Linked DNA regions of Homo sapiens: region 1 is linked to region 2. A link is an interaction called in ENCODE POLR2A ChIA-PET data of the cell type or tissue named here. Cell type or tissue: OCI-LY7. All regions are shown on one strand. Links, peaks and the distances in the headings refer to the core of each region. The heading gives the core; the rest is flanking DNA.

Evidence for each region. Peaks named below come from ENCODE experiments on the same cell type or tissue, not always from the same donor. Only the 100,000 strongest peaks of a DNase experiment are listed, where the experiment ranks them.
Region 1: POLR2A ChIA-PET joins it to region 2 with 5 read pairs; 13 of 35 experiments call an interaction of 5 or more read pairs at or near these places.

What each region holds. Positions count from the first base shown.
Region 1 is chr14:75,222,658-75,225,569 of GRCh38, forward strand. No RefSeq gene overlaps it. Among named protein-coding and RNA genes, the nearest start is that of TMED10, 48 kb to the left of the region's middle. RefSeq lists an enhancer at 1-860. In OCI-LY7, for the core only: no CTCF peak of the experiment used is centred there; a DNase peak (open chromatin) is centred at 1,274; H3K4me3 peaks cover 855 bases; H3K27ac peaks cover 1,536 bases.
Region 2 is chr14:75,299,602-75,302,513 of GRCh38, forward strand. No RefSeq gene overlaps it. Among named protein-coding and RNA genes, the nearest start is that of LINC01220, 6.7 kb to the left of the region's middle. In OCI-LY7, for the core only: no CTCF peak of the experiment used is centred there; no DNase peak of the experiment used is centred there.

The DNA.
Region 1 (2,912 bases), core at 275-2,774, 77 kb before region 2:
TCACTGGTGCCCCTTAGTCTGTAAGAGTGGCCTTCCTTCTCTCAGGAATCATCCTTGACTCTTTCCCTCAGCTCCACATCGAATCCGTCAGCAAGACCCATCCACTCTGCCTCCAACACATCTCCTGTGTCTTCCATTTCTCTCCATCTTTGCTGCTCCTACCTGGCCTAAAACACCATCATTCTTTCCTAAACTTTTGCAATTGCCTTTTCATTGGTCTTCCTGCCACCACATGCCTTATTTTCCACACCACAGCCAAAATGATCTTTTATTTTTTAAAAAGTATTTTTATTTATTAAATTTTTTTGACACTGAGTCTTGCTGTCGTCCAGGCTGGAGTGCAGTGGTGTGATCACAGCTCATTGCAACCTTGACCTTTTGGGCTCAAGTGATCCTCCTGCCTCAGTCTTGCAAGTAGGTGGGACGACAGGCATGTGCCCAGCTAATTTTTTTTTTTTTTTTTGAGACAGAGTCTCGCTCTGTCACCCAGGCTGGAGTGCAATGGCATGATCTCTACTCACTGCAACCTCCACCTGCCAGGATTAAGCGATTCTCCTGCCTCAGCCTCCTGAGTAGCTAGGACTACAGGTGTGCGCCACCACACCCAGCTAATTTTTATTTTTGTATTTTTAGTAGAGACAGGGTTTCACCATATTGGCCAGGATGAAATCGACCTTGTGATCCGCCCACTCGGCCTCCCAAAGTGCTGGGATTACAGGCGTGAGCCACTGCGCCTGGCCCCAGCTAATTTTTTATTTTGTTTTTTTTGTAGATACAGGGTCTGATATATTGCACAGGCTGCAAAATGATTTTTTTTTTCTTTTGAGATGGAGTCTCACTCTGTCATCCAAGCTGGAGTGTGGTGGCACGATCTCTACTCACTACAACCTCTACCTCCCAGGCTCAAGTGATTCTCCTGCCTCAGTCTCCTGACTAGCTGGGATTACAGGCACGTGCCACCACACCTGGCTAATTTTTGTATTTTTAGTAGAGATGAGGTTTCACCGTGTTGGCCAGGCTGATCTCAAACTCCTGAACTCAAGGGATCCACCTGCCTCAGCCTCCCAAAATGCTGGGATTGCAGGCATGTGCCACCGCACGTGGCCTGCAAAATGATCTTTTAAACAGATTGTATCACTCCCCTGCAAAGCCTCCAATGGATTCCAGACAAACCTTCAACAAAACCCTTAATCCCTACAGGATGTGGCCTCTGCTTGCTTCTCAGACCTCACTCCTGCCACTTCCCCCACCCCCACACTCTAGCCACACTGCCTTTCTCTCTGTTCCTCAAACAGTCAAGCTGGCTCTGCCTTAGGGACACTGCAGTTGCTATTCTTTCCATCTGGACTGCTTTTCTCACTCAGTTTCCCACGGCTGGTTCCTTCTTGCCATTCAAGACGCAGTATAAAGGTCACCTTCTCAGAGAGGCTCTCCCTAACCACCTGTTCTAAGTAGCCACTTAATCACTTGCTATCACATTCACCTGTTTTAATTATTTGCATACCACTTATCACTATGGGGTTTTTTCTTTCTTTCTTTCTTTTTTTTTTTTTTGCCCCAGGTAATCTGCAGTAATGTGCTCTTTAAAATTTTGTCATTTTGGCGGGGTGCAGTGGCTCACACCTATAATCCCAGCACTTTGGGAGGCCAAGGTAAGTGGATTGCCTGAGCTCAGGAGTTCGAGAGCAGCCTAGGCAAAATGGTGAAACCCTACCTCTACTAAAAATACAAAAATTAGCCAGTGTGGTGGTGCAAGCCTGTAATCCCAGCTACTTGGAAGGTTGAGGCAGGAGAATTGCTTGAACTCAGGAGGCGGAGTTTGCAGTGAGCTGAGATCGCACCACTGCACTCCAGCCTGGGTGACAGAGTGAGACTCTGTCTCAAAAAAATAAAAAAATTAAAATTTTGTCATTTATTCATTCATTCATTTGTTCATTCCTGTGTCCTTCCACTAGAATCTATCCCCAATGCCTAGAAGAGTGTCTGGTATATAGTGGCTGCTCGATAAGTATTTGTTGAATGAATTTTTGAATGAATGAATCACATTTTTCCTTGATTAATTCAGTTAACAATTTTCATCTGTTGGGGCCAGATACTAAGCTAAAGGCCATGAGAAACATAAACAAGACACATCAGCTCTCAAGAAGTGTTTGATTCATGATGTCTGAGATGTACTTTTAAATAATGCAGAAAAAAAAGGAGGACAGATGAAATACAACTGGCCAAATGTTGATGACTATCGAGGTAGCATGATGGAAAAGGGGGGTTATTACATTATTTTTTGACTTTTGTGTATCTTTCAAAATGTACATAATAAAAAGGTATTTTTGGCCAGGTGCGGTGACTCACACCTGTAATCCCAGCACTTTCGGAGGCTGAGGCGGGAGGATCACTTGAGGTCAGGAGTCCCAGACCAGTCTGGCCAACATGGTGAAACCTCGTCTCTACTAAAAATACAAAAATTAGCCAGGCGTGGTGGCGGGCGCCTGTAATCTCAGCTACTCGGGAGGCTGAGGCAGGAGAATTGCTTGAACCTGGGAGGCAGAGGTTGCAGTGAGTCGAGATGGCATCACTGCACTCCAGCCTGGGCAACAGAGCAAGACTCCTGCTCAAAACAAAACAAAACAAAACAAAACAAAAAGGTATTTTAAAATTTTTATTTAAAAAGCAGCTATGGCTAGGCATGGTGGCTTATTCCTGTAATCCTAGCACTTTGGGAGGCTGAGGCGGGTGGATTGCTTGAGCTCAGGAGTTTGAGACCAGCCTAGGCAGCATGACAAAGCCCTGTCTTTACAAAAAATACAAAAAATTAGCTGGGTGTAGTGGCATGCTCTTGCAGTCCCTGCTGCTCAGAAGGCTGAGGGTGAGAGGATTGCTTGAGCCCAGGAGGTCGAGGCTGCAGTGAGCCAAGA
Region 2 (2,912 bases), core at 174-2,673:
ACCATCTCTTGAAAAAAAAAAAACAACATAGCTTATGAAGAGTCATGAAGGTGCTAATATTGGCTGTTCCTGGGTAGGAGGGAATGTGTTTTTATTTTCTTCTTTTTGCTTGTCTGTACTTTCTGATTGCCTTTTTTGGCAAGCACATATTGCTTTTGTAATAGGAAAAAAATATTTTCAAAACGTTCTCAGCAAAGTAGTATGTTTGTTTTTAAAATAGATGACAACATAATAAATGGGAAGTTTCCAACACCTCCTCACTTTTTAAAAAAAACTTTTCCCAAAAGAAATACATGCTCCTGGTAGAAACCTTTGAAAATTCAGATCATCAAAAAATAAAGAAAATAAAAATTGACTGTAATCCCATCACAGGAATAACCACTGTCAACATTTTTAATTCTACCTTTCCAATACACACACTAGTTTCATTTTTTATTTATTTTTTGGACAGAATATTGCTCTGTCACCCAGGCTGGAGTAGTGCAGTGGCACGGTCCTAGCTCACTGCAGCCTTCAACTCCTGGGCTCAAGTGACCCTCCTACTTCAGCCTCCTGAGTAGCTGAGACTAGAAGCACATGCCACCACTCTGGGCTAATTTTTTATTTTTTATAGAGATGGTGTGTGTGTGGGGGGTCTCACTATGTTGGCCAGGCTGGTGTCAAACTCCTGGCCGCAAGGATCCTCTCTGCATGTTAGTTTTCTACTTCAATTCACATACTGTAGTTTTTGCAAAAACAGGACCATGCTGTAATACTTGTAATTACAAGTATTGTCATTTTGCTTCTTCTACATGGTAGTTCATGGACATCAAATTTTTTTTACATGATCACTTTAATAGTCATGAGACTGGGCGTGGTGGGTCATGCCTATAATCCCAGCACTTTGGGAGGCCCAGGTGGGTGGATCATGAGGTCAGGAGTTCGCGACCAGCCTGGCCAACCGTGAAACCCTGTCTCTACTAAAAATACAAAAAATTAGCCCGGCGTGGTGGCACGCGCCTGTAAGCCTAGCTACTTGGGAGGCTGAGGCAGGAGAATTGCTTGAACCTGGGAGGCGGAGGTTGCAGTGAGCCAAGATCGTGTCATTGCACTCCAGCCTGGGCGACAGTGCGAGACTCTGTCTCAAAAAAAAAAAAAAAAAAAAAAAGGTTATATAGGTTTCTAGTTCTAAATGACCCACAATTTAACCAACCCTATATTGTTGAACCTTTGGGTTGTTTCCAAATTCTGTGCTATTGTAGAAATGCTGCAGGGACCTCTGTACACATCTAAGTTGACTTTTTCAGAAATGGGCCAAAGGGTGTGCACATTTTTAAGGCTTTCGAAATGTAGTCGTGCAGTTAGTACGCTGTCAAACAGGACAATGTGCAGTCCCTGTTATCACACAGGAGGGTAGTATTGGTTCAACCAGTTTCTAGCTGCGTAATCTTGAGAAAACTACTTACTGTCTCTACACTTCGATTTCCTCAAGTGTAAAACTGGAATGATAGTAGCTATTGGATAAGATTGCTGTGAGGGTTAAATGAAAAAAATGTGGAAAGTGATGCCGGGCCCAGCACATGGTGAGCTCTCAATGAATGCTGGTTGTGTCTGACTTAAAGATTATCTTCTTTTCAGGGGAAGATAGGCTTGGAGACTGACGTTCGATTTCCTGGAAAAGTTGGGAGCAGGTGGAGATGGTAAATGAGGCTGGGTGCAGTGGCTCATGCTGGTAATTCTAGTACTTTGGGAGACCGAGGCTGGTGGATCGCTTGAGTTTAGCAGTTCAAGACCAGCCTAGGCAACATGGTGAAACCCCATCTTTACAGAAAATACAAAAAAAATTAGCTCAGCATGGTGGCATGCACCTGTAGTCCCAGCTACTTGGGAGGATCAACTAAGCCTGGGAGTTTGAGGCTGCAGTGAGCCACAATCATGCCACTGTACTCCAACCTGGGGGCAACAGAGTGAAACCTTGCCTTAAAAAAAAAAAAAAAGGGTGAATGAGGAAGATGCTGGGGAGGGCAAGCGAGAAGAGGATAAGCAATAGAGGAGCTGATGGTGACGAGGTAAAGAAAGGATTAGTAGCGGGGAGAGCAGGGGAGGATAGGAAGAGAATGGGAACTGGAAGGACAGAGGTGAGATGTCCACATGGGCCATTTGGTGCAGGGCCCCCGGGAGGCAGAACCATGCAGTAGTCACTTTGGGAACTGGGGGGCTACCTCAATCAGGTCTGGGTGAGCCTGTGTCCTCTGGTCCCTGGCCCCATCGAGCTGCCCCTTCCTGCCCTCCTCTGTCTCAGCCTCATCTTGCATCACTCCATGCCTGTCTTCTCTCAGTTCCTTGAGTAAGCATGTTCCTCTCTGTTGCGTGACCTTTGTACATTCTGTCCCCTCCCCCGCCACCCCCCGCACAGGAACTCTACTCTTTCCTGGCTAACTCCCACACATCCTTCAGATCTCTAGCTTAAAGCTCACTTCCTGGTCAGGCCTGGTGGCTCATGCCTGTAATCCCAGCACTTTGGAGGCCGAGACAGGAGGGTCATTTGAGCTCAGGAGTTCAAGACCAGCCTGGGCAACACAGTGAGACCTCATCTCTACAAAAGATAAACAAAATTATCCAGGCGTGGTGGTGCATACCTGTGGTCCCAGCTAGCTGGGAGGCTGAGGTGGGAGGATCGCTTGAGGCTTGGAGGTGGAGGCTGCAATGAGTCATGATGGCACCACTTTACTCCAGCCTGGATGACAAAGTGACACCTCAACTCTGAAAACAAAACAAAACAAAAAGATGACTTCTTCTGAGGATTTCTCTGAACATTCCATATAAAGCAGCCCCTCATCCCCACTCCCTTTCCCTTTACTCTGTCATGGCCCTCTCTCTGAACCTGCAGAGCAAGGACAAGGTTTGTAGTTATGTGTGATTATGGGATTACA